Linked DNA regions of Mus musculus: all the other regions are linked to region 2. The links are chromatin loops, found by intact Hi-C in ENCODE. Cell type or tissue: gastrocnemius. All regions are shown on one strand. Region 1 overlaps Kifap3 (kinesin-associated protein 3). Region 2 has its middle 33 kb from the start of Gm22434. Region 3 overlaps Kifap3 (kinesin-associated protein 3). Region 4 holds the start of Gorab (golgin, RAB6-interacting). Region 5 overlaps Kifap3 (kinesin-associated protein 3). Region 6 has its middle 54 kb from the start of Gm20471. Region 7 overlaps Gm32333 (a long non-coding RNA gene).

Region 1 (4,000 bases), 680 kb after region 2:
TGACTCTCTGTGTTTCTTTTTACTACTTTTGATTAAAATTACTTCTTCTCGGGGAGAGGGGTAGGGACTGGGGGATACAGGGAGGAGGGCCTACAATCAGGATGTAAAGTGAAAAAATTGCTTCTTCTGATGTAAGTGTAGATGATAACTGCTTTTTAGAATCCATTTGTGTGAAATACCCATTTCTAACCTTTCTATTTCATTACATGTATTTCAGCATGTCTGTATGTGTGCACTCACATGCATATGTGGTAGGGTATGCAGGTACATTCCACACAGGTGCATATGGTGATCAGAAGACACTTGACGGGTGCTAGTTCTCACCTTCCGCCATGTAGGACCCAGCAATTGAAATCAGACTGTCAGGCTTAGTGACAAGTGAACGATTGTGTAAGCCTTAATTGGGACTCTAAAAATAATCCATTGTCTTGGCTAGAGAGTTGGCTCAGCAAGTGGCTCACAACCATGTGTAAGTCCAGTCCCGGGGGATCTGATACCCATTTCTGACCTTTATACATGCGTGGATGAATATACACATGCAGATAAAATATTCCTACACATAAAGTAATAAATTTCATTGTCACTCTGTCTTTTACTTGGAGAGTTTACTTGGTTTGAATTTAATGTCATTATTCGTGTCAGGATGACCTGGAGCCATTATATGACTTGTTAAAGGATTTTGGCTCTTTCCTTTGTAGTTCCTTTCTTGCCTTCAAATAAAATAGTGTGCTTATATTCCAACTCTCCCTGCATTTTGAATTTTTTGATATTCCATTTTACCCCTTTTAACTATTTCCTAGCTCCTAGCATGCTCTCAGAGATGTTATTTTTGTCAGGTTTTCTTTCCTCCAGTACCTTAAGAGCATCACACGGCCCACCCTCGCTTTGTCTCTGAGGGCCTTGTTGTGTGCCCACTGTCAGATCACTGGGATACCTTTGAAAATTAGTTGTTTTTGTTTTTTTTTTTTAAATCTTGCTTCTTAAGAATCCTGTCTTTAACTTTTGAAGCTTGCATACATGTTTTATGTTATAACCTTATGAATTTGTGAATTTTCACTTGTAATCTTTGGCCTTTGTATATGTAGCTGTTTAATTTATTTCTACATTTAGAGGTTTTCTGTTACCATCTTTGAATAAACTTTCTACTGCTTTGGCTTCTCCAGTCTGTTCAGGTCTAATAACTCCAACAGTTGCTCAGTCAGTTCCTCTTCTCAATCCTTTCGTGGCTCCTGTGGCTCTGTTTTCAAGTGGCCTGCCTTTGAACCCTGATGTGTTTTGCTGTCGCCCTCTGTCACATTTTCCTGTCATTTAGCATGCTTCCCAGCACAGGGGTTTGTTTGGTTTCCTTCTTTCTTCTTTGCCTGATAAGTAAGAGCTTATTGACTTCTTCCTGTGTGTTCACCTGAATTTGAGTTCTCAGAGTAACAATTTTAAGTTGTCCATGAGTTCATAAACATTGCTCAGTTTCTGGCCCTGTTTTGTGCTTGTGGTGAGATAGCAGGTCTATAAAATTTACTGATGTTTATTGGAATCGAATGGACACCTATGCTTTTAGCAATTAGATGAAATCCATTCTCTTGTCATTTGTCCATTTCTTCCAGGATTTCTAAATCAGGATTCTTATTTTCTTGTGAGCCTGTGGTCACTATTGCTGTATCACCACTAGATGGTACCCTAAGTATGAGTTTGCAATGTATCCCTACCTGATTTACTTATCTTCAATGCTTCTGCTGTAGAAGCCCAAAGCCAACTTGGCCTAAATGCAAACTTGATATATTGTTTAAGATGGAGTTTATGAATACCTAAAAAGAATAGTTTGCCACTTCAAGCCTTTATTGGAGCCAAGAGACAGTGTTCATCTTTATTAATTTCCTGTGTTCAGGCTCATAGGATTTTACTTGGTACTTACCTCACCATGGGAGGATCAAATTCTGAAGTAACAGTTTGGTACCTGCTCATTTCTTCTCCCAAGTAGACTTGGTTCTCTTATTTATGCTGCCTGGGTCTAGAGCGCGTATAGGGCTGGCAGTGTCCTGAACACCCACAGCATAATGCCATATTGCACCTAGAGCCTAGATCTTGTTGAGTCCATAATGTGACCGAGACCCACCTAAGACTCCTGCAGCCAGCTGCAGGTCATGTTAGCAAGGATACAGTTCTGTCTTAGGTATCAGTATACCAACAGGCCGGTCTAGAGGGTCTGTCTATAGATACTAGCCTGGATCCACTGCTGCTGAATTTCATTATCACTGATCTGTGCTTAATTTACTCTTCTGCCATCTAGAAAGCAGAGTCTTTCTCCATGTCCTGTTAACTGAGGAGGTATCACTTGACTGTCCGGCCATACGTAGTCCAGAGGGCAAGTCCGCTGTCCTGGTGATACCTGCCCTGGAGCTCTCTGTTCAGTACTGTTTGACTATGGGTTCACAAGGTATAGGTTCTTGCATTATGGAGTGAATTCCCTTTCTCACCCAAGTAGATGTTTCTTTGGATGCTTGTTGCTTGTGTTTAGAGAAACTGAGACCCAGGCACCTTCCTTCTTGCTTTCCTCAGTGTATCTGTAATTATTACCCTGAAACCAAGTGCTGTGATCTCTTATCTGGTTTCCTTCACTCTGGGAAGTGGGTTCTCACATGAGTATGTGCCTGACCAGAGAGTGTAAGTGGGAAGCCTGCTACTGGAGACTTTACCCACATTTTGCTCTATAATCGTGTTATCTTTCATAACAGACATGGCACTCTCCTAATGATATATTCACCTCCCAAAAGCTCCAAGCTGACACATCTTCACACGGAAGATTAGGTTTCAATATCTGATTTTTGTGGGGATATAGATTTTCAGTTTGCAAGAAGTCTCTTAGAATCAATTACAGATATATTTTCTAAATTTTTTATGTAAGTTAAAGTAGTGATATGATTAAAGCATAAACTAAGGTGACTGTACTTAAGACTGTTACTGGAGCTTTAGGCAAGAGCCCTGACTTCAGGATGTAACGTTAACTGACTTAAAGAGAGGTAAATGGTGAAAAGCCACAAGAGGAGATGTAATCGGTGGAGCACGTCGTAAAGGACATATATAAAAGGGTTCCGTGGCCCCAAGTACATATTCAGGAAGAAAGAATTAGGGGATGGGAAGAGGTATACGTAAGTGAGCAGTCTCAGACAGGGTGTCGTTTTGCTGGTCATTGTCTCATTTCTGGTCCTGTGAGGTCATGCAGACAAGTTTCAATGGGAGTAGCATAGTTCCCACAGGATGGTTTCTTCTGCGCCTGCGGCCAGCAGCTGAAGGTGGGATTTCTCACTAGCATAGAAAATGGTCCTCATTTGGATGGTAGTCTGTTGGCTCCCAGCTCCTCAGGGGTGTTTGGGAGGTTCTTAACCATAAAGGTGGCTACTGGTTGATAATCTTGTTCCTAGAGGAACTGGGATTTTAATCCCATGTTTTTAGGACAGTAACTAAATTCCAGGCTTTTTATCTGGCTTTTAGTTACCTTGTGGTCTGAGTGGTCTGTGGTTCTCCGTGCGGGCTCTGCTGTGTGTGAATACCTATCATTGTCTTTCATTCAAGTTTACAAATCTGAAGATAATTCATAGTTTAAAGCTATAGATATTATTAGTATGCTCAAGAATGTACACTTTCTGAATGGCTTCAAGGCACAGTGTATTTTTCTTGAATGTTGTTTCCTTCCCCTGCTAAGCCATTTCCTTTGTACCAGCAGCGTATGGAGAGCAGTGAGTGCCCTCCCCTATGATGATGTGTTAGCTCCATCTCCTGAGATTTTGCAAACTGACAACTGAGCTTATTTGAATTGGATATTTTTTAAAATTGAATTCCAAATAAATTCCCCAAGGTTTTCATCCTGGTAATGGTGGTCTTCAGCCTCCCGCAGGGGACTTGCAACCCTGAATGAGCAAACCTGTTTTCCTTGACTGTCCTGCTTTGCTTTGCTCACAGAAACTGCATTTCGGGTATTCTTGAGTTTCTGGTATTGCAGTTGTTA
Region 2 (4,000 bases):
TCATTGTGTTTTAACCAGCCTCTTTAAAATAAGTATTCTTCTCTTATTAGATAAATATTCTTTGAAGATTCCATACATGTATACAATGCAAGTTGACCATGTCCACCCCTACTACCTCCCTCAGTACCCCACAACACATCTCCCTCCCAACCTCATGTCTTTGTTCTTTAGCAACCCACTGAGTCCAGTTATTGCTGCCCATATGGACATGGGTGTGAGACTGTCCACAGAGGCAGGGACAACCTAGCAGCAGCCTTTCTCCCAAAGAAGTTTAAAGCTTCCTGCTTCAGCAGCTGTCAGCCAAAAGCTCCAAAGGTAGGGATGCATTCCCTAGACACTCTTACCCATGTGTGCCCCTCCCTCTTCTTTGCTGGAGTTGTGACTGGCTTGATCTTGTGCAGGTCTCGTGCACTAGCTGGTGTGAGTTTATGAGTGAGGCAGCCATGCAGAGTCTGGCAGACAGCATTGCATAGCTCTACTCTCCATCCTCTGGCTCTTGCTACTGCGTTTTCTACAATGATCCCTGCGCCTTAGATATGTGGGTGTATGGGGGGGTGTTGATATCAATGTATCTCATTCCTGAGCCTTATGTGTATGTGTGTGTGTGTATGTGTGTGTGTGTGTGTGTGTGTGTGTGTGTGTGTTAGGGGGCAGTGATATAGATGTGTCTCCTCTAGGACTGACTGCACACAAGCTCAGCACTTGGGCCATTTTTTAATCTCTTCTTCTATCTATGGGTAGAGACATGCATGTTTAGAAGACAGTTTGTATACTTATTTCTTTCAACCCTTTACTGTTTTTTTTTTTTTTTTTTTTGATTTTCTGACTTACAACCTCACAGTATGCATGTCTGGGGTCTCAATAATGCTGGCAGGCAATTCTAGACTGTCTCTCCAGCCTGAAGCCCAGCCAAAATTAACTGTCACTTGTTTGCTAGCAATGGGGGATAGCACCAGGTCCCTTACCTTTAGTGTAATTCATCAGTTAGCAGCCAAGTGCCATCTCGTGGAACACTGAACTATTTCCAGTTCTTAAGGCGTCTTCTCTATTAAGTACCATTTTCCAGAGGAACCACACATGTGGGGTAGAAAAAGTTGATCTCATAAAAGACAACATTACAATACTAATTGCCCTCAATCTGGCACTGCTGTACAATATAGTGATCATTGCTAACAGCAAGGTACTGCATATTCCAAAGTAGATCGATAGAGGATTTTAACATTCTCATCACAAACAGATGATAATGTTAGCTACGTGTGCAAATTATCCTGATTTAATCACTAAAATGATGTATATATGAGTCAACGAATCACATTGGACCTCATAACGATGTATATACATTTATAAAATTGTATTGTAAATAATTACTGCCATGCTGTGATAACAATCCAGTTGAGAATTAAATCGAACATAGTAAAATGATGGCGACTTTCATTCTTCCACGGGAGCTTGAAGGCTCTAGTGGGCAGAGGGCGCAATAGAACAAGGATCCTTTAAGGTCCGGGAAGAAAAGGGTTTTCAAACACAAACTTTCAAAGAGCTGGGAAGTAGGGTGGCATTTTTATCGGCTCGCTAAATAGCAGAGATGTTTTCCTTTTTTAATTCTTTATATGCTCTCAAACACTGCATCTACCAGAGGGGGCATACGAGTACCATAATAAAGGAAGCTACGAACTCCCTGGGTTTTTTTCTGTCCAAGGGGTGGCAGTGTTATCCCACAAATCCTTTTGGAAGTTGCACAGCTGTGCTGCCTTAGCTACACAGCTCTTGGTCTGGATTTAGTTTCAGGTGCCTTCACCTTTAGTCACACCTGTTTTTCCCATAATGGGACATGCTCTAGCGGTTTAGACATCTCTTTTCAGAGAACATTGTTTCTGAGAAGGGTATACAGTGGTTGAGCAATTCCATAGTAGGTCACTACTTTAGTAACTGATAAAAAATAATAAACTTTGTCCCAGTCAGGCGAGGGGAAAGGTCTTTATTTCAGCCTCATTTTTGTTAGTTAGCACTGAACTGTAATCCATACCACCTGAATTCATGAACCAATTAATTAATTTACATGCATTGAGGCGGTGGCGCTTCCAGAATCTGCATTTCCTACTTTTTATACAGAGCTAGAGAGGGGGGGAGAGAAGGAGAGAAGAAGGGAGGCAGAGATAGAAAAAATGAGATCCTATCTTTTCCCTTACTTAAAATATCTAATCATATATGTGTATGTATGTATGTATGTATGTATGTGTCCCAGTATTAATAATCTCAATCTGTGCTGCTATTTTCACAAGCTAATAGTTAAAAAGGAAGTCTACAATTCAGCAATTTCATTACTGAACTGTGTAACCAAAGGTACAGTCAATGGGCAAGATGTGAACGCAACTTAAGTGTCTATCAATAGATGAATAAATTTTAAAACATGGTATACATACACAATGGAACGCTATCCAGCCACAAAGGAGTAGAATTCCTTTGTTTGTAAAACATGGACAAACTTACTCAATATTGTTAAATGAGATAGACCAGAAGCAGAAGGACAAACAGGACACGATCTCACATTTGGAATATAAATTAAAGGTGATTTTATTAAAGTAACGGACTGAAGGTTGGTTGGCAGAGGCTGGGAAGGATGGGAACGGGAGCGAAGAGGGACCAGCTCAGTCAATGAATACAAAGTTAGTGAGACAGCTTAAATTCTGGTGTTTTACCACAAGACTTGATAGCTGTAAATTAGCAGTGAGGTATGATGAACTTCAAAATAGCAAAGGACACTTAGGATCTTCTCTCTACGAAGAAATTCTAGATAGATTCTACAAACTAATTGGACTCTGATTATTATACAATGTATAAATGAATTATATATCATGTCCAAACTCATAAACGTTAACAACTGCATAATGACTGAAGGTTTCCTAAAATACCGTTAAATTATGTTACGTCTGTGAGAATTTAGCATGTGCTAGACTCTCTTCTGATCATACTGGATTCTTGTAGCAGTTCTACAGAGTAAGCAGAATTACTCTGTCCATTTTATCATTGAGGAAATGGGGCACTTCAAGCAGCCATGTCGTAGCTCCCTGAGGATCTGAGTCGTGGCAGTGCGTCTGTCTGTGCGTGCAGTAACAGCCGAAACTGACAAGGAACTCACCAAGTACGCGTCTATGCCCTTTGTATACACTATAGCAGTTAATTTTCCTGCCGACACTTTGGACAAGGCATTAACTATTCCCTTTACGTTACTTGTGTTTCCCATAGGAGCTTAACTGCCTTTCTTGGAAAAATATAAATCCATTCACCTCTCCACTCCTTGAATATAAGCATGCAGATTTGTGCAAACACAAATTTATTAATTTAAGGCCAAGTAACTTCTAGAGCGCTGATAATTTGCTTTCATGAAACTATAGGGTAACTTTTCCCAGTTGCATTTCATCCAGCATTGTTGGAAATGTCAGAAACATGTGTTTTCAAAATCTTTATTACTTTCTCTTCAGAAAAAATACTTCAGCATAGAATGAGTGATCTAGTGACTAACTAGAATTTATGAATTTTTGTTCATCTTGACTTGTCAATATACCAAGACTTTATTTAAGTGGGGAAACACACTTATTAAAAACAGGGAAACACACACATACACCTTCCATCGCAAACTTTTAAAAGGCAGTCTTTGTATATCTGTAATAAAATGAAACAGAAAAATCATAAACTCCAGCCATCTATAGGTTTCCATGGCTATAAAAAAAACTGTAGACAATTTTAATGAAGAAAAAAAAATCTGTAGAGAGATGAGATTGACCAAAATAAATAAATAATTAAAAAAAAGATTGGAGTATGGTTTGTTAATTTTTTAAACCATGGGGTAAGCTAGCAAGGGCAAGAAAATTGAGTGATCTATTTTAGAAATTTGACGCCCCCCCCCTCCTTGACAGCTCATTCCATAAACACCCGAGTATTTCCTTCATTGTTGAGGACTGGGATGTTGCAGCTGATACTTTCCATGGGTGCTTGTAAA
Region 3 (4,000 bases), 670 kb after region 2:
GCCAGAAAGTCACTCCTCCATATATGTGCATGTCTGTTTGGCACTTTGTCTACCCATCATTTTTGTGTAGTTTTTGTTGGTAGACAGCATAACGATTATAGAAAAGGTTTTAAATAATTTTAAGAATAAAGCAGAATTAAAAAGAGCTTACTCAATGTGGTCACATGGGGAAGCAGATCAAAGAGATACAGAGAAACCCTCAAGTATGTTTTTGGAATTCGGAAGAAAAATCAATTCAAATAGAAGGTCAAGGAGATGTGCCTCTAAGCAGTTCAGGTCAAGATGTGGTCCCGCCCACTATTGACCCATTCTTGTCTGGGTCTCAGTCTCATCCTGTAAGTGGTCTGACAAGTTGTTAAAACTGTATGAATTCTCTTCCAGGGAGACAGATTTCCCCTCTGCCTGGTGCCTTTTCCTTCTCTCAGAATGAGATTCCTGAAGAAATTCCCATTTCTTCAAGGGTGCATTGTTTCAGGAGTCTGCTTGTATCTCTTCAGAATGTCATCATTTCTACCAGACTTCTAATATTTCTCCACTTCATGTTTTAGCACCTCAGTATTGATATACAACATTTCCATGTCTGAAACAAATATAATATACAAAATACAAATAATGGCCAAGGCTAGAGCACATTTTGTTAGTGCTGGGTACCTATGCAAGAGAACCATTTTTCATAATCTCTTGGCATTTAGTCACTTTTGGAAGGGCTGGCACAAGCAATTTTGCCTTGTAGGTTTGAGAAACATCTCATCATAAAGTCTAGGCTCGCCTTAGAATTATTATCTTCTTGGTTCAGTTTTTCTAGTGATGGGGTGCCCAATATGACTATTTTAGTTCTGAACGTCTGTATCCACACGTTAGTCTTCCTTCTTGAGTTTCATATGTTTTACAAATTGTATCTTGGATATTCTGTTGGCTGGAGAGATGGCCCAGTGGTTAAGAGTACTGGCTGCTTGCTCTTCCAGAGGTCCTAAGTTCAATTCCCAGCAACCACATGGTAGTTCACAACCATCTATAATGGGATCTAATGCCCTCTTCTGGTGCGTCTAAAGACAGCTACAGTGTACTCATACACATAAAATAAATATTTTCTGAAGACGTTGATGATTAACCATCTGGCGGTTTGTTCTTCATTGTCCCACAATCCTGGTTGATCTGGGTTGGACCCGCACTGGGGGAAGAAGGAAAGTGACAGATGGAGCTAGTGCTGCTAAGCCTTTCAGGCTCAATTTAACCAGTGGAATATAGAAGAGATGGCTCTTGGGTTGGGTTTACATAGGGTCCATTCTGCTTGTCTTGTGGGAAATATCCTAGCATCTCAAAATGTTCAGGTTTCTTTGTCAGAAGCTGTACTTGTGTAGACTGTTAACAGTTTACTTATAAGACTTGACAAAAACACAACTACCAGTAATACACAAACTTAGCTAGAAGGCTTTACAAAAAGAGCAATAAAAATAAAACTATTTTGAAAAATAAGTAACTGAGTACAGGCTTGCAGATATCTAATGCTTTTCAATCTTTAAAGGTTTACATGGTATGAGTCGTCTCACTTTGTCACACAGGACCACCTCTCTTGTGGCTTCAGAATTAGCTCAGGCTGTTCATCCTGGCCCATGGCCAGCGAGAAGCAGGGCACGTGCTGACCTGCTGTGCTGCTAGCTCAAGGTGGCTTCTAGCTGGCCGAAGCTAGGGTTACTGTCTCTCCTTTAGCCATAGCTGCTTGCTGCAAATGCATTGTGCAGAGCAATAGCTCTTGGCTACTTTGCATGTATGAATTTTACATGTTCTTTAACTCTGTTAATATTTTATAACATGTAAACTTTAGATACACAATTGTACATGTTTCTAGTCAGTTGCATTGTGCATCAGATACACTGACATCAGATTAAAATAGTCGCTTTCAATGCAGTCATCTAAAGCCTGCAACACAAGCTGGTCAGTTTTTGAATTTTTTATTAGAGTTTAACTTGCTCTGTTTTGTTGTTTTAAGATGGAAGCTGAGGTCATTTGTCTAAGAATTTAGTTTAGAACACAAATGTTCCCTCTGACTGCAACCCACATAGTTTCATGGTTTTTTTTTATTTATAATTTTATTTGGTTAAGGTTAATTTCCATTTCCCTTTTTTTAACTCATAGGTTATTTACACAGCAATCATTTTGTTCCAGATAAGTAGGGATTTTCCACAGATTTTCGTGTCATTGATATGTCCCCTTCTGTGTTTAATTTCAGATGGTTTATGACTTTTGTCTTCACATTCACTAGCCTTTTCTTCTCTAAGTTCCCGGCAGTGTGTTTATATTCCATTTCATTGTTAAGAACTCTTAGGATTTTTTATTTTTATTTTTCGGTCCCCCACATGTCTCCCTAACTTCCCCTGCTTTTGGGTTGTATCCCCTATGCCTTTAAATGGCTTGATAATCTTTGATTGTCTGCCAGATGGTTTGAAGTGTACGTTATTCTTTATTCATATAAATGATCTTTTATTATGGGATGCTGGAGAGATGACTCAACAATTTTGAGTACTCATTGCTCTTACAAGAGGACTAGTGTTCAGTTTCAACACACACAATAGGTAGGTCACATCTACCTCTAAGTCCAGTTTTGAGAGATCCAGTGCTCTCTTCTAGCCTCTCTGAGCACTGCATATATGTGGTAAGCATATAGACAAGCAGGCACACACCCAAGCATAAAAACGAAATAACCGAGTACTCAATTAATTAAAAAGTTAATAAATATTTTTGAGTTTTGGGAAATAGTTTAGCAACCTGGAAAGATTTTGAGCTTTTTAGGTCTTGATCTTGATTTGTGACTATAAGTAGAATTTAGTCTAAATTTCCTTACTACTACTAAGGCAAGACACTTTGAAAATTCCTCAATTACCTATAGATTACAGGATTTCCAGTGTGAGCTATTTCTAGTTACTTGTACAGCACCATGTGATTTCTCTTCTAATCCTTGCTTGTTGTTGTTCTGTCCCTGGGCTCAGTTGACTCCTAAATATACTTGTGCCCAGCTGTACCCTACTCCATATACAAGGGAATTTATAGAACTCCAGAGTTCTCTCTGTAGAGCTGTCCAGTGCTCTTCTGGGTGATTTTGCTTCCGGCAGACCTTCAGTCCATCTCCGTTGCTTGGAGATTTGTCAGGTTCTGCCTGGGTTCTTCCTTGTGTGGTAATGTGGATACTGGGCCTGGACAGCCTTCTGGGCAGTCACAGGAGCCTTCGAGGCAGTCACAGGAGCCTTATTTCCATTGTTTCTTAACTCTCAGAGATTACTACAATTCATTGTTTGATGTCTAGTATTGTGAAAACCTTAGTTTGTGTATTTTAATCTTTTGTTTGTTTTTAATAAAACAAATCTCTAATGAAGTTGCTCAAAATGGCTCTCTTTAAATAATTCTCACACAGTTCTGAAGCCTAGAAGGCAAAAATTAAAGTGATATCATGATCATGTTTCTTCTGTTGGCTCTAGAGAATAATTACAACTTGTTTGTCATCTTGGTATCTCTCAGGCTGTCTAATACTTCTTGGCTTGTTTGTTACAAATCACTCCCAGCTCTGCTTGCATTTCAGCCAAGGCTTCAATTACTAGATTAAGACTCTCCCCTAATCGATTACTGCATTATCTTATCTACTACAGTTGCAAAGACTATATTTCCAAGTAAAGCCTAATGCTAAGGTCCTGTTAAATTTTAGGTAGGCACTGTTCAACTCACTTCATCACCTTTGGCTATACACAGAAGGCTTCTGTGTGCTCTCAAAACAGCTTAAACATCTTCTTGCATTATCATATTTCATGGAAGCTCTCAACATGATGCAGCAGGATAAATAACTGAGCTTGAGACTCTGCTGGGCATGTGTTTTTATTTAGTTCTGCTGCCTCCTAGCCATGTAGATAGGGCAAGTTACTTAAGTTATGTACAGCTAGTTTTCCTGTCTATAAGATGTTTGTGCTACATTTGCTTATAAATATTTTAGAATTATTTATTTTTGTTGAAT
Region 4 (4,000 bases), 250 kb after region 2:
AAACCAAGGAGACTTGGTATTTTTGTTCTGATCACTGTGTTCCACTATGGCTACATAAAAACTGGAAGATACTTCTGTTCTTACAGATGTCATAGATGAGTGATTTTATACCCACAGTCTAGCGTTTCATGACCAAGTGACGGGCCTTAAAGTTTAGGTTCTCATCACCTTCTAACCAAATCCAAATTAAACAGTTAAAATATACTTTTTAGATAACAAACATATTGGAGTCCTACATTAAACCTTTGTCAAATCAAGCTAAAGCCAAGATTCAACCTCCATGAAATGTCCCCAGTGTCCATTAAATCCTCAGCGTGAACTTGCTCTATGGCTACCACCTTATTGTACTGTCTGTCTCATGAATCTACAAGGTCTCTAAGGGCAAAGATGTCCTGCTACTTTTGACATCTCTAAGGCAGACGTTGTGCTTCATGGCAGGTTAGCATTCCCCATGACAAGGACGGAAGAGGCCCCTGGACCAGACAACACACCTGATTCAAATACTGAGAACTGAGTCAGATCAGATCTAGGTGCCTGCATTTGTACATATAGGTATATGAATGGAGAATGAGTTACAGAAGGAAAGAACCTGAAAACAGCCAGCTGGACAGAATCAGTTGGAACACATCTGACATGATAATTCCATGACAGTACTAAGAAAGATCAGCCAGTCCAGTCTTCCCCACATTGACCCCATGTTAGTAATTTACTTCCTTCTGCACCTGTCAGTCCTAGATAATTCACATATCTAGGCTAAATATTCCAAGTACCCAAGACATATCCAGATATCTCACAAACTATAGACATGGAAGAATTTAATTTTATCCTTAAGGTACTTTTTAAAATGTTGCCAAGAGTGGCACAAAGTTCTCACAGAAGTGATGGGCATTTCCAAGCCTACCACAGACATTTTTGTGAAATTGCAATCACAGGTCAAGAGCATTTTACATCCTTTCCTACCAAGTACTGGAAAACTTAATAAATCAGAAGCAGCGTTATCGCAAGCCCATACAGTGATCTATAATTATTCCAGAAAGCCCCCCGCCCCATCCGGGGCAGCAGATTTCCACTGTCCCTGAAGGCAGAAGAGACAGACATGTAAGTGCACTGTGCATGTACACACAAATACACACACGCACTTCAAATCTAACCTCTCGAAAAGTCCTTTTAGTTTGCTGACTCCCAAGAACTGGAAAGAAATGCAAACTCATCTGGTAGCCAGAAGTAAAGGCAATGCGGATGGATCATAAATACCACTTCTTCTGCGTTGATTCACTCTCATGACACCTTTCCCAAATATCTGGTTTTATAAGTTCACAATTATGATGCTGTATATGCAGTATTAGTCTTCATTCACCCTGAACCCAAGTTTACAACCATTGGTTTGGGTTAAAAGCCTCCCTTAGGGGCCATTCAGGTGGTGGCTTCGCTTTCTCTTCCTAACCTCATTCCTTTTTACAGGAAAACATCAAATCATCAGAAAACAGATGCTAAAAGAGAAACCCCTGGGCCGTCCCTCTGGCCTCTGCAGCAAAGACACCTAGGGAATCCCACCACCCCTGTCCCCCAACTTGGAGTTCCAGCCCCCACGCCCCCTCGCCCACTAAGACGGCCTCCTGTCCTTCAGACTCGAGACTCCACACCCGCGCGCAAGTACACCTTACCTTTATTCTGCTTTAGTCTCCTCAGCTCTTCCTCAGAGAAGCCCGCCCAATCCTGAGCCATCCGCCTAGCCCTGGGCACCCAAAGAGTGCCCAAATCTCCGCGCGCAGACTGCCAACACAGCTCCACAGGCACATCCGGGTTCCTTCAGTGGCGCGGCGAACAGCCAATCAGCGTGCCGAACTGTGGCGCTAGGCCTCCCTCTGCATTCAGGGACCCGGTACCTGTGGGGCTGCCCCGAGCGATGCCTGAAAGCCTGACTCGGTGGACTACAAAAGCACGGCCTTCGCTTCCACTCACAGGCCTCTGCTACACGTTCCAGTTCTTCTTGCTTTATATCTTTGGGGGGAAGTGGGGGTTATGGGAATATGAGGAAGGGTTGAGGAAAACAGGTAGAGCGGCAGTGACAGAGGAGGCCTACAGGTCGGAACTGCCTGACTAGCTGGGCGGAGCCTGTATTGCCTGGGAGGTGGGCGGTACCGGAGCATCCTTGGCTTGTAGGTTCTAAGTCATGGAGAAACAGGGTGTAGGGTTGAGATTTAAGCATTGGCCAGTTCACTTCTAGACAATAACATCTAGCAGATTTCGATTTCTTGTTTCTATGATGAATGAGTCTAAGAACCTAATCCTTATGCCAAGATATTTTGCTGGTCTCCTCCTGCCTATAGAAGTCCCTCAACACACCACACTCAAGTCCTAAATGGTGATTTTTTTTTCTTTTGTCTAAAGCTATCTTCTTGAGCTTCCATTTCTCCGTTTTAAGCAGAGTTTAGAAAATTAGAAGATGCAAAGCTTGTCCATGTATGTGTAGGTCAGCGTTTTTTAAACCATTTCTTTTTTTCATTATTTTTACTAAAAACAACTGAAAACATTACATTGGCTACATTGAAAATTTTTTTAAAGAATATTAATTTTCGACTCGAGAGTCAATATTTTTAATCAAGTTGAAGTAAAGGAGTATACTGGAAAATAAAATATGACACCAGCAATTGAAATGAGCAGTTCAGTTATATAAGTATCAGAAAAAAGTTTGACATCTTTCTTGTAATCTTTGAACTTTGAAATGTAACAGGTTTTCCAAAATTCAAGGATGCCACACATGCTTATCTTAAAGATGAGTTTATTTTCAATATATTTGAAAGGCAAAATACCATCCAAAAGGATTAGTTTCGTTCAAGTTTTGAACATAGACTAAATGTGTAAACAGATATACATTAACTCCAGAATAGAATGTATTAGTCACAATCTGGTAGTGGATTCAGCTTGCCCTCTGCACACAATAACCATTTACTAGTGACTCAACAACAATTTTAAACCTACTTGTGTGCTTTCTGTTACATTTTATTTATACATTTTCTATAAGACAAGATTTATCACTAATCTTAATAGAGTCAGTAATTATGGTATTTTAAAAGGTTTTGCCTTGCTTGTGAATGCAAATCAAGGCACCAGCAAGAGATAATAAAAGCCAATAAAATACATCTGTATAAAATTATACTTTCCCCCTTGCAACATTCCAAATCTCCTATTTGTTGTTCTGTTGGCCCTTCCTCAAGGAGTTCACTTTTGTCAAATGCTGTAGGAGATACTGGTGGGAACTAAGCTCCAGAAGTCTTTGCTCTGTGGGAGTTCTTGGTTCTGAGTTGAGAGAGTATCTCAGTTGAGAGTTTTGCTGGAAGTCTCACTCACATTATACTAACTATATTTAAGGGGAAATTTTCCCCATTTGTGTAGTAAATTTGGATCCTACCACCATATACACAAAGGGTATTTACTGTTTTCTCACACACAAAAGGCTTCCTTATTCTCCAGAGCAGTAGGCTGTGTTTTTCTAATCTTTATATATTCTCTTCTTTTCAGGCTCTTTACTAGTTTGTTTTCAATTATATGTAAGAAACTCAAACTTGAGTAGTTAGCTTTTGTAGTATTCTCTTTTTATATTCTTTTAAGTTCCATGATGAACATTTTTGTGTTTAAATAAAAGTTTTATATATAATTCAGCATGTTCATGTGTTTATGAGAAGGTATCATCTATGACAATTTGGATTGTAATATATTCTCCAGTTGATTCTCCATTAGATGGTTGGTGTTTCATCTGGACTCAGATGTGGTGTCTCATCCCTATAGTTCCAGCACTCAAGAGGCTACAGCATGAGTTTGAAGCCAGTCTGAGTTACACAGTGAATTACAGATCAGCCTGGCTGCAATGTGAGACCCAGTACAATTTAGATAGATAGATAGATAGATAGATAGATAGATAGATAGATAGATAGATAGATGATATTTTTAAAAATCTAATTGTGTTTCTAGCATATTTATAAAATGGAGCTGCCTGGCT
Region 5 (4,000 bases), 760 kb after region 2:
CAATACAAAGTGTGTAAGTATTTTCCTTGAATGTCCAGAACAGATAAATAAGAATAGAAAGAATTTCTAGTAAGATGAGGCTAATAAGGAAGGGCTCTTGGTGTGCAGATTTGGGAAAAAAAAAAAAGACAGAAATTCAGAAACCACTTCCATGTATGGAAATGCTTGTGATTTCCTTCATGATTGACAGTCCACTCTTACCCAGACAAGTGTTAGCCATTACTCTGGCCTAGTGAAAAAAAGCATCTAATTCTCTCTCAATTGCTGATAAGAAGACAGGTCGATAAGTCCCTTTGTTTGCGCCTTCCTGCACTGTGTGCGTGCCGCCGGGCTCCCGGGTGTGGGCACGTCACTGTTTGGTTAGAGGTGTTCTTATCTTCCTTGTGAATCTGCTCAAGACACCGCGGAACGTGGATGAAGACAAGTATTAATTGAGATTAGAGAAGAGCCAGTGAAGTGGGATTTCATTACCGACTGGAATAAATGAAAGACATTCTTTACACACCCCCTCCATTGGTGTGAAGTAGTTTTTATCTGAAGCATCAGCTAGGCACTACTGAATGAATCTGCCCCACAGTGTTTTCCCCTTACAGCTGGGAGGTGCCATTAACAAAAACGTCTAATGAATGCCAGATTAATGACTTAAATACAGCCTCCCAATACTTATATAATTTTCCCTTTATTTTTGAAAAAGTGAGATTTCATTTTAAAATATTATTTATGGGGCTGGAAAGCTGGCTAAGTGACTAAGAGCAATTTCTCCTCCTCCAAAGGACTTGGGTCAGTTTCCAGCACCCATGTCAAGCGGGTCACAACTGGGTCTAACTCCAGCTCTGGAGAAAGCAACGCTTTCTTCTGGTCTCAGAAGGCACCTGCATACACATGGCATACACAGATATATACAAAGGAAACAAAGAAACCTCCCAAGTATTATTTATGCTTTATTAATAATAAAAGGCAAAATATAATTACGTATATACAATACACAAAAGTAACTGTAAATTACAGCTAACTTGTGTGTGTGTGTATGTGTGTGTGTGTGTGCACATGCCAGGCTCATTAAGAGACTGCATAATTATACTCTTGAAGTTTATTTTCTCAACGATATAATGATTCAATTTCAAAACAAAAATGCCTTAAAAATATATAAAAATATATGTATATTACCATTAAACTTATAAAAAATATGTTTTTGATGTTGGTTCCATTATGATTTTCAAACTATGCTGTAAAAATAGTACTAAATATGCCAGTTAAATTTTCAGTTGCAAGCAAGCTAGGCATAGTGGCTCACACTTTTAATTACAGCAGTTGGGAGGCTCAGAGGTAGTCGAATCTCTGTGAGTTTGAGGCCAGCCTGATCTACATAGTGAGTTCCAGGTAAGCCAGAACTGCGTAGTGATACACTAGCAGGGAAAGAAAAAAAAAGTCAGTGCCGAGGACAGTCGACTTAAGCCCCACAGTCACAGAGTGTATATCGGCTTAAGCCCCACAGTCACGGAGTGTACCGCAGGTGATGCCTATTTTGTGTGAATTAGATTATTTCACACTTACAAAATTGAAAACGTTAGTGTTAAATACAGTTTACATTCAATTAGTTTTTGTTTTTGTTTTTCAATTTTTTATTAGATAGTTTCTTCATTTACATTTCAAAGGCTATCCCGAAAGTCCCCTGTACCCTCCCCCTGCTCTGCTCTCCTACCCACCCACTCCTGCTTCTTGGCCCTGGAATTCCCCTGTACTAGGGCATATAAAGTTTGCAAGACCTAGGGGCCTCTCTTCCCAGTGATGGCCGACTAGGCCATCTTCTGCTACATATGCAGCTAGAGACACGAGCTCCAGGAGGTACAAATTAGTTCATATTGTTATTCCACCTATAGAGTTGCAGACCCCTTCAGCTCCTTGGGTACTTTCTCTAGCTCCTCCATTGGGGGCCCTGTGCTCCATCCAATAGCTGACTGTGAGCATCCACTTCTGTGTTTGCTAGGCCCCGGCATAGCCTCACAAGAGACAGCTATATCATGGTCCTTTCAGCAAAATCTTGCTGGCATATGCAATAGTGTCTGGGTTTGGTGGCTGGTTATGGGATGGATCTCCGGGTGGGGCAGTCTCTGGATGGTCCATCCTTTTGTCTCAGCTCCAAACTTTGTCTCTGTAACTCCTTCCATGGGTATTTTGTTCCCTATTCTAAGGAGGAATTAGTTTTGTTTTAAAACTTAGTAGCACATTCTGGTGCAGTGGTAAGACAAGCTCGCCATCTAGTGGCTCATCTGTAAATTACATATAGATGCCAGTTGTAAGACCTTGTTAGGTCACTTATTTGTGTGGATTTAAATTCTTACTGTTAAGGTAACTGGCTTCCTGACCAGTCCCATGAAATGCCTCCACCATTAGCTATTTCATGCAGTATTTCCTGTACTCATGGGGAAGGTTCTTTCATTCAGGTTATCTGCAGTTATTAAAACTTTCAGCTCTCAGTTCTAATCTAGTAAAGTTTGTATCTAAAGTTTCATTTCAAAAGCTAGCAAAAATAGGCCAACAAGGTGCCCCATGGCTGCCGGCACTTGCGGCCAAGCCTGGCAAGCTCAGTCCAGTCTCAGGACCACAGATGGAAAGAAAGAGGAACATTATTCCCACAGTAGTTTTCTGACCTCTACAGGTGTGCCCGCACTCCTCTGCACTGCGCACATCTGTGTGCACGCACACGTGCGAACACACACACACACACACACACACACCCTTTGTTGTGAACTGTAACAGTCTGCTGACTGTTGTTTACGGGGCTCCAGGCATTGGTGTTGGGCAGACAGGTTCCCTGGTAAATGCTTTCCATGTGTTTGAGCTCACCCAGCACCCTTTTCTACCGCAGATATCTTTTTAAAGCACAGAATAGTTTCTTTAAAGCTACTGAGTTCTCCAAGTTCGTGCAGTTCTCAGTGTCATAGGAAGAGTTTTACATCTAGTCCACCTGTCATTTAAACCTGAAGTCCCGTTGCCTGCTCAGATCAGAGCACACTGGGCACTGTTCTCCAGCTGCTGCTGTGACTTGCTCAGGCCTCTGTGCTTTCTGCATCTCTCTTAACCTATGCAATCCTACCTTTCTCTCCAGACCCATCCATCCATACACTGGTACTCTTTGTTCACGTTACAGGCTTATTACGTACATTATTAGTGCACATACGTTACATTAATAAAATCAAGAGATGGGCTCCCTGTGTCTGCTATCTCTCCGCTGCTGTAGTGGTCTCAGACCACATCAAAAGTATCATAGATACCTAAGATTCTTCATTTTAAGGAAATAATGAAAATCAAAGTTATTTCAAGAAACATACGAAGCAGAGATTGGAGATTGTGTCCTGATGATTGAATTAACAAGGTTGTGATGAGAAGAAGGGTTAGCCTTTGTGCATGATTGCAAACAGTTACTTGGGTAGGGTTTCAGAAGAGTAGGATAAAGAACTTTCCAGCAGTCTGACATATCCATACATGGAAACTGCCTTCTTGGAGTCCCAAGCACCGTATGTCTAGGAGTTCAGACAAAGTCCGAATGAGCTCTGTCAACAGTGTTGTGAGTTGAAGTACAAACAAGATTGTTTCAAACTATTTTCAGATCTTGGAGCCTATGAGCTTATGAAAGAAATGGATCAAAAGTTCTCTTTCATGCTAACGTCCCCTAATGAATGTATTACGTGTTTGTACTTGTATTGATGACTTATAGTTTAAAGGAAGAAAAAGACTTGGTTGCTCTGCTCTAACCATAGTGCGATAACGACCATGCTTTTTACTTACGCAGCACTGTCCATCCAAGGATTTCAAAGTGCTTTGCAAGTGTGCACTAAGTAAGCCTCAAGCAGCCGAGGTAGGTGCCTGACTTCCCTTTCCCCAGGAATGTCCCCTGTGGCCCGGAACCTGGGTGTGCCGAGGCTTCGTGTGGCTGCCATTTCCCTGCACTATGCTGCATGTCCAGCGTCACCCGTGCTTCTCAGATTTTGTTTCCCCC
Region 6 (4,000 bases), 75 kb after region 2:
AGCTCACAAGAACACAATGTTTGTACTCTCATCGGAAATCTCTGAGGATGGTTTGAATGGCAGTTAAGGAGGATATAGAGGTTTGAAGGACAAAGCATTGTGTCTGATTTTAGAGGTTACTTAAGTAGGAGAATGTCATCGTGTAAACAACCAGAATATCTGGGATGATTCAACCTGTATGATCTAACATGATGCACAAATTATACTGGAGAATCAAGAGAACAATGAGAATTAGTGAGTAAGTGTAATGTTATCTCTGGGCAGGAGAATTGGCTCAGCCATTAAGAGCATTTCTTGCTCTTCCCGAGGACATGTGTTTGATTCCCGGAATCCACATGGTGGCTCACTCACAACCATCTGTTACTCCAGTCCTGGGGGATGCAGTGCTCTCTTCTGACCTCTGAAGGCACCAGGTACACACATGACACATACATACATACATACATACATACATACATACATACATACAGCATTCAGGCGAAATGCCCAAACACATAAAATAATAGCATGAAATTTTAATTTAAAATAAATATTTCTTTTTTTTGTTTTGTTTTGTTTTTTGAGACAGGGTTTCTCTGTGTAGCCCTTGTTGTCCTGGAACTCACTCTGTAGACCAGGCTGGCCTCGAACTCAGAAATCGGCCTGCCTCTGCCTCCCAAGTGCTGGGATTAAAGGTGTGCGCCACCACGCCCAGCTTTTAAAATAAATATTTCTACCCAAACAAATGAGGTAATCTTATTTATTCTATTTGATCACTTTCAAGTCCAAACTCAACCTATATCAAATTAGATTTTAATTTATTTTTAATTTCTAGTATGGTTTGAATGAGAAATGGCCCCTGTATGCTCATGAATTTCAGCACTCGGTGTCTGCTAGATTGCTTTTGGTGAAGTCATGGAACCGCTAGGAAGTATAGCTTGTTAGAGAAGTATATTGCTGGGGTTGGGTGAGTCTTGAGACATGATAGACTCACTCTGTTTCCTGCTTCTTCTCTCTGCTTCCTGTGCGTGGATATAAATGTGAAGGCCCAGCCTATTATGCGTGGTTTCACCTTTGGGCAGGTAGTCCTGGTATGCACAAGAAAACAAGTGGAGCAAGCCTTGGTGAGCAAATCAGTAACCAGTTCTTCTATGCCTCTGCTTCAGGTCCTGCCTCCAGGCTCCTGCCCTGAATTCCATAGATGATGAACTGACAGCAAACTTCGGGAAGAAATAAACTCTCTCCTCCTCAAGTTACTTTCAGTCATAGTATTTGATCTCAGCAATAGAACCCTAAGATAACAGCTTTAAATTTTTCATTGTTTTATGTATATTACATTCTTTCTATTCTCTGTTGATGGACATGTAAGCTGATTTCATACGAACAGCATTATAACAAATTTGATGTACTATTTGATGGCTCACATATTTACTAAGTATGTTTCTTATTAGAATGGACAGTTCTGTTTATATTAAAATGTCCCCCCCTTTTTTTCTCAGGATTTTTGGCTTCAATAAACCATCATTTTTCAACCAAAATACTTGTTAAGCCTATAACTATGTGGGCACAATACTCAGATAAATTGGTGAACCTCATATGTCTGCAATACATTGACTTGGGGTCCTCTGGGCAAATAATCAAGTCATACAGATAGGTCGTATGGTAGATATATACAATAAAATTTTTAAAAGAAAGAGGAGACAGAGACGGGGGAATGCTCATGAAGGAGAAGCAAAGATGAGATATTAAGAAGTTGGGGAAAGAAAATAATAGAATACTTGTTACATGAAAGCAGAGAATAATCCAGGCACACAGAAAAGGGCAGTGGAAAAAGGAAGAATTATAATGAAGTATAGTGACATATATATATATATATATATATATATATATATATATATATATATATATATATATATACACATACACACACACACACACACACACACACACATTTACACATTTATTTCTTCCTTGTCCCTGAGCCTGCCAGAGACACATATTTACAGCCAGATTGTGACTCCAGTTTACCCATGTGCATCTATAGATATAACTTTAATTTTCTGTAACCTTATTTTTAATAATGGTTCTTAAATGCTTTAACCTCTCCTTTAGTCCAACACCCACTAGATGTAGTATGAAAGAAAGGATACAGGGGAAGTGGACCTCTTTGGAAATGTTCTTTGGAGCAACTCCTGTCTGTGTTGTCTGGAAATTGGCAGTTCAGTTCACAGGTTAGCATCAGCAACTCGATCTATTTGCAAACACTTCACAGATACACCATCAGTCCAGTTCCATAAAGTAGGGTTAGAAATAGTGGTGACATGACCTAAAAGAGATGGCCAGGCCTCAGCCTTGGCTTGAGTCAGCAGGAAGGACTGGGAGGAACGCCAGAAGTTCTTGGCTGTGCCTCTTGTCAGGTAAGTGAAGATCAAAGAAAACTCAACACCCATAAGCATTGCATAGCTCACTCTATAAGCAAGCCAAGCTCAGTCCCAGTCACTGTCCAATGAGTCCTATTTATACCCTCCAAACATCACATGTCCTCCTCCGGTCTTACCCAAGCGTGCACACCTGTCTCAATGATATCACTCTGTCAATCAGCCTGAGTCCAGAGAAGCAGCAAGAAACTGTATCACACCACCAGAAGCTTTTTGGTGTGTTTATTTCTAAGGAGTCTAGACAAATGCAGCTCAATTACGCAAAATGAGGCAGACCAATTCATGCATGTTGTTACCAAAGAAGCCATCACGTGTCCTTTCACATGCTTGCTTTAGCAGAACATCCTTTCTCCTGTGTCTCCTTCAGCCTAACATTCCTTCATGAGTCTCCCTTAGTCTTCCACCTGTGTTCACTTCAGAAAAACACTCTTTCAAGTGTTTGCCCCAGCAAAACACTATCCAGCTGACTTTCCAAAGAACCCTTAGGCTTCCACATCACATAGGCATCAGAAATGATTCATCCTCAAGCCCGAGGAAGAAACTGTTCACAGTCCCAGATCCTTTCTACTTTCCATCATGAGCACTATACTACCTGGGATTCCTTGGCTGTGTGTGACACATGACAGCTACAAAATGAAGTAGAGACCCATATAACTGTAATTATGACAACCAAAAATGTCTTAATGCATTGTCAAGTATTTCCTGAAGGGCAAAATCATCCTTAGCTCAGTGTCTGAGATAAGATGGAAAAGAGAGAAAAAGAGCTATCATTGAAAGGTAGTTGGGAAAGACGAAAGCAATGGCTGCATGTGATTTTCTTTGCCACCATTTTAGATCTTTATTTGGGAAAAATGGGAACAAGATGTATTAAATATATCCCTGAGTAAGCCTGCTCTCAGTGCCTCTTCCCAGAATCTTTTCTTTGTGCTGCACTGTGTATATCTGACTTGTTTTGAAGATCTCTCTGTACCAACTTCATTCGGCAATTTCATGAGTAATGATCAAAGATTGCCTTTGTCTATCCCAGTTCAGTCTCTTTATCTTACTATTCCTAACAAGTTTCCATAGTAACTCTTTCAGTATTCATGTGCATATATTTACTGTCCAGTTTCAATTCTTGAGGCAGGGCTTCTTATAGATCAGCTTGGCCATGAAGGCAACTCAGAGCCAAAGATGGTCTTACACTCCAGACCCTCCTGTCTCAAGCTTCCCAAGTGTTGGAATAACAGGCCTGTGATACCATTGGTCTAGTTTTAACTTATCTTGCGAAGGCCTTCATTCTACAACTGATGATAAGATCTTCTGGGTTGGAATAGGATTCCAATGAACCTTGGGTTCCCAGTAATCAAAACAATAAGTGTTAATGTGAGTATAGGACTTCATATTGTCTACCTGGCTTTGCTCTCACAATTCTGTAAAGTATGTATATTTAGAGAGGAAAATCTAAAGTGTTTTGGAGACATGCATTTGGTATCATAAACCCAATATCCTATGGCTCTAGCTGAGAACCTAGAACATGTTCCTTCCAATGTCTAAAAGAATGAGATAATAGCAATATTTTAAATTCCATGAAGCTTAATGAT
Region 7 (4,000 bases), 450 kb after region 2:
GGACTGAGGCAGTACAGAACTGAGACAAACAGGTCATCTTGTGCACCCCCCCCAAAAGGACAAAGTGATCAAGAAATGAACCCCCCATTAGGTTAAATTGGGACAATTTCACCAACATTATAAATCATAACATTTTATTATGAGCAAAGCTATAAAGTTTATAAGAACACATAGAACACAAATAAAAGACAGAATAAAACTCACAGGGAAAGAAGAGTCTAGTCTTTTAAGAATTTAAGAAATTTGAGAATTTTAGAAAACTTGATTACTCTCTATATCCATCTAGAAAATGCATCAGTCTTACTGACTTGTTCCCCTACTGATAGAGTAAGTAAAGAGAAAGCTGCAGCTTTGTACCACAGATGAATAAAATACATACACGCTTTCTATCAACCAAGCAGAGGCTCTGTTCACTTAGCAATGTGATGTAGGTACGAAATGCCTCCATATGGTGTGATGAGAAGGGTTTTTGTCTCTGTGGTCCTCTACTAAGTCTATAACCTCAGTATAATTACAGAAAGACATCAGATGAACTCAGCCTAGAGGGCTTCCTTGACAACACTATCTGAGGCTGTTTTATGTGTAGGAAAATGGAGATGTGAGGCTGATAAATTGCCGCCTAACCAGAAACAAAAAAACAAAAATGGGAAAACATAACAAGCAAATGTAATGTGCTACTCTGGGTTGAGTTCTGGAATAGAGTAAGGCTATTAAAATAATGGAAATCAAACAAAGTCTAAAGTTTAGTTAATTAAAAAAAAGATGGTCCAGGTGGTAGCTATAAGAATAACACTTAAGGCAATTTTATGAGATCCCATTTGTCGATTCTCGACCTTACAGCACAAGCCATTGCTGTTCTATTCAGAATTTTTCCCCTGTGCCCATATCTTTGAGGCTTTTCCCCACTTTCTCCTCTATAAGTTTCAGTGTCTCTGGTTTTATGTGGAGTTCCTTGATCCACTTAGATTTGACCTTAGTACAAGGAGATAGGAATGGATCAATTCACATTCTTCTACATGATAACCGCCAGTTGTGCCAGCACCATTTGTTGAAAATGCTGTCTTTTTTCCACTGGATGGTTTTAGCTCCCTTGTCGAAGATCAAGTGACCATAGGTGTGTGGGTTCATTTCTGGGTCTTCAATTCTATTCCATTGCTCTACTTGTCGGTCGCTATACCAGTACCATGCAGTTTTTATCACTATTGCTCTGTAGTACAGCTTTAGGTCAGGCATGGTGATTCCCCCAGAGGTTCTTTTATCCTTGAGAAGACTTTTTGCTATCCTAGGTTTTTTGTTATTCCAGATGAATCAGCCTCCAAACGCTGACACCATTGCATACATTAGCAAGATTTTGCTGAAAGGACCCTGATATAGCTGTCTCTTGTGAGGCTATGCCGGGGCCTAGCAAACACAGAAGTAGATACTCACAGTCAGCTATTGAATGGATCACAGGGCCCCCAATGGAGGAGCTAGAGAAAGTACCCAAGGAGCTAAAGGGATCTGCAACCCTATAGGTGGAACAACAATATGAATTAACCAGTACCCCTGGGAGATCGTGTCTGTAGCTGCATATGTATCAGAAGATGGCCTAGTGTGGGAAGCCACATGTGCCGTTGCAGGGTGGTGCTGGCCACCACTGGCCACCACGCATACATAGGCAGTAAAGTTTTTTCTGCCAAGATGAGGTTTTTGAGAATTAACCAAAATTAACCAATCAGATGAGAGAGAAGTTAACCAATCAGATGTAGGCATGCAAATGAGGTGGTAAGCATAACCCATGCACAACCAATCCGGGTGTGAGACACGCCTCTCCTAGGCCTATATAAGCACCAGTTCTGGACTTGGGGTCTCTTCGCCTCTGCAATCAAGCTCTCCCAATAAACATGTGCAGAAGGATCCTGTTGCAGCGTCGTTCTTGCTGGCGAGCCAGGGCACACTCAAGAGCCTAGTCAGCCATCATTGGAAAGAGAGGCCCATTGGTCTTGTAAACTTTATATGCCTAAGTACATGGGAACACCAGGGCCAAGAAGTGGGAGTGTGGGGGGATTGTGGGGGGGAGGGGACGGGGGACTTTTGGGATAGCATTGGAAATGTAAATGAAGAAAATACCTAATTTTAAAAAAGGAAAAAAAAATTAAAAGTCACACTGTTTCGCCAATCCAAAAAAAGAATAACACTTATTATCTAATTACTTCAAAACTTTGCATATTACTTGAAAAGAGCTATGAACACATGCAGTATGGGAACCATGACAGCAGGATGGAAGGCTTTAATCAAGTTTTTATTTTCCTTCTTCTTCTCTGGTTTTCATAGTTGTCTATTTCAGGGATATAATATGTGGTTATCCCAAAGAGATTTTTACAGTGACCCTGAGCATCTAAAGTCTGCTGTCATTGTCTGTTGCTTTCTCAGATAGGCACCCCCTACCCCCACTAGTGGGAAGGACGCCACTCTTGAACCAGCAGGTTTCCTTCCTATGCAGCCTTCAGTGTCTGGGGCTCCTGTGCTGGCATCAGAAGTAGCAAGCTGTGAAACTGTTACTATAGTGATGGGCATGGTGGCAAGGGCTACCTTTGGCTCCTTTGGTTTTTCCTGGACAGTTTCTTTGCCTTAAAAAAGATCAGCAGTTTATAGAGCCCCAATGTGAAATCACGCTGGCTCTGATTCATGACATTTTCCTGAGACTTTATAATGTTTCTTTTTTCTAAATAAGCAATTTCAGGTCAGGTAAAAATGTGAGTAAATCATGCCTGGCTCTTGTTCCAGATGTATCCATTTCTGTTCTTGCCTTTTCCCTCTGTTTCATGGCTTTGGTACAACAAAAATAAGCAGAGCCTCCACCCTGGAGCCTTCCTGAGTCTGTAATATGTGCATAGTATACTGTGCACAGAGCGACTTCCCTACCTTGGTCATTACTGACCTTAGCATTTTCTCTGGCAATTATCTGAAACAGAGTAATAATACGGAGTAATGATTTTGGCATGCGTGAGACCCTGGGAGGATCAAAGAGGTTGATGTGACAGTTCATGAAGCAGGGAGGAAGCAAACCGTCCCCCACTGCCAACACTAACATAGCCGTGTGCTTGTGAGTCTGGGAGAACCTAGTTGCCAAGTGTCTGCCTGCATTTTCTTTGAGGGAGCCAGCCCAGGGCAGGTCAGGAAAATTATGGCTTTTATCAAGCAGACACTGTGGCTCTCTTTTTGAGGATGGCCAAAGCCCCAATCACTGCTGGTAACTGCAACACATGTGGTCTTTTAAAAAAGAGAGGGAATGAATATTTTCATTAACTGGCAAAGAGGTACCCACATGAGACTTCATTTATTTGGAATACACAGGGCAAGGCTAAAGGGGGTGAAATGTTTGTAAAGAAATTAAAAGTGAGAGCTCTGGAGACAGACTGCCTGAGTTTGAATCCTGGCTCTTTTGGTTACCATATCATGCCATGTAAGCAAATTATAACCTCTCTGCCTAGAACCCTGCATCAGTGAAATAAACAGAGGCACACCCTAGTTGTATGTTGCCCCGGTGACTGACAGTATGTGACATCACCACAACATTGACACATGTCAACTGCTACTACAGCTTTTGTTTTAGCTGCTTATACTCAAGATGGAAAGCAGTCAGGTTTGCGTGTGGTTTTGTGACCTGGTTTTTCAGACTGCTTATTCTTTAAACAGTGTCTGGGCATAAAATGTGCCAGACATTGTGCTAAGTACTGGAAGATATGATTTCAGCACAAACAAACAAAACCAGTACAGTGCTGGGAGAGTAGATGCACACCAAAGGCTCTATGCATTGCAGAATGCACCCCCACACACACACACACACACCAGTGTAAATTACTTTAGAACTTTAGAGAAAGAATGGCACCATCAAGCCAGTAGATGGGACGGTACTTATGGAGAAGGTAGTCGTTGGCTAGAACTTGAGAAACAAGTGGATTCTTTCTATAATAGCAGAGGTTGGAGTGATATAGGTGTCATGCATGTGTGGAAGAGG

Evidence for each region. A loop is a pair of places that touch in the nucleus more often than their neighbours do. Peaks named below come from ENCODE experiments on the same cell type or tissue, not always from the same donor. Only the 100,000 strongest peaks of a DNase experiment are listed, where the experiment ranks them.
Region 1: it touches region 2 in a loop (4-fold over the local background); 15 of 42 quality-filtered maps call a loop at or near these places.
Region 3: it touches region 2 in a loop (2.5-fold over the local background); 8 of 42 quality-filtered maps call a loop at or near these places.
Region 4: a loop joins it to region 2, with 2.2 times the contacts of the local background. A loop is called at or near these places in 4 of 42 quality-filtered maps.
Region 5: a loop joins it to region 2, with 9 times the contacts of the local background. A loop is called at or near these places in 24 of 42 quality-filtered maps.
Region 6: it touches region 2 in a loop (2.8-fold over the local background); 2 of 42 quality-filtered maps call a loop at or near these places.
Region 7: a loop joins it to region 2, with 2.3 times the contacts of the local background. A loop is called at or near these places in 2 of 42 quality-filtered maps.

What each region holds. Positions count from the first base shown.
Region 1 is chr1:163,832,593-163,836,592 of GRCm38, forward strand. The region is part of intron 10 of Kifap3 (kinesin-associated protein 3); the gene reads left to right. Among named protein-coding and RNA genes, the nearest start is that of Kifap3, 55 kb to the left of the region's middle. In gastrocnemius, a CTCF peak has its summit at 1,660 (motif pointing right); no DNase peak of the experiment used is centred here.
Region 2 is chr1:163,148,958-163,152,957 of GRCm38, forward strand. No RefSeq gene overlaps it. Among named protein-coding and RNA genes, the nearest start is that of Gm22434, 33 kb to the left of the region's middle. In gastrocnemius, a CTCF peak has its summit at 1,679; a DNase peak (open chromatin) is centred at 1,698; H3K4me3 peaks cover 430 bases; H3K27ac peaks cover 213 bases.
Region 3 is chr1:163,819,926-163,823,925 of GRCm38, forward strand. All of the region lies in intron 8 of Kifap3 (kinesin-associated protein 3), which reads left to right. Among named protein-coding and RNA genes, the nearest start is that of Kifap3, 42 kb to the left of the region's middle. In gastrocnemius, no CTCF peak of the experiment used is centred here; a DNase peak (open chromatin) is centred at 1,629.
Region 4 is chr1:163,401,859-163,405,858 of GRCm38, forward strand. It overlaps Gorab (golgin, RAB6-interacting), which reads right to left and starts at 1,811. Exons shown (of 5, transcript NM_178883.6): 1 at 1,665-1,811. The coding sequence starts at 1,725. It overlaps Gm24940 (a small nuclear RNA gene), which reads left to right and starts at 425; the gene lies at 425-544. In gastrocnemius, no CTCF peak of the experiment used is centred here; DNase peaks (open chromatin) are centred at 1,821 and 2,101; H3K4me3 peaks cover 2,072 bases; H3K27ac peaks cover 1,479 bases.
Region 5 is chr1:163,908,279-163,912,278 of GRCm38, forward strand. All of the region lies in intron 19 of Kifap3 (kinesin-associated protein 3), which reads left to right. Among named protein-coding and RNA genes, the nearest start is that of Scyl3, 19 kb to the right of the region's middle. In gastrocnemius, a CTCF peak has its summit at 2,266 (motif pointing left); a DNase peak (open chromatin) is centred at 2,627.
Region 6 is chr1:163,224,079-163,228,078 of GRCm38, forward strand. No RefSeq gene overlaps it. Among named protein-coding and RNA genes, the nearest start is that of Gm20471, 54 kb to the right of the region's middle. In gastrocnemius, no CTCF peak of the experiment used is centred here; a DNase peak (open chromatin) is centred at 2,364; H3K27ac peaks cover 2,147 bases.
Region 7 is chr1:163,597,619-163,601,618 of GRCm38, forward strand. All of the region lies in intron 1 of Gm32333 (a long non-coding RNA gene), which reads right to left. Among named protein-coding and RNA genes, the nearest start is that of Gm32333, 18 kb to the right of the region's middle. In gastrocnemius, no CTCF peak of the experiment used is centred here; DNase peaks (open chromatin) are centred at 2,459 and 3,071.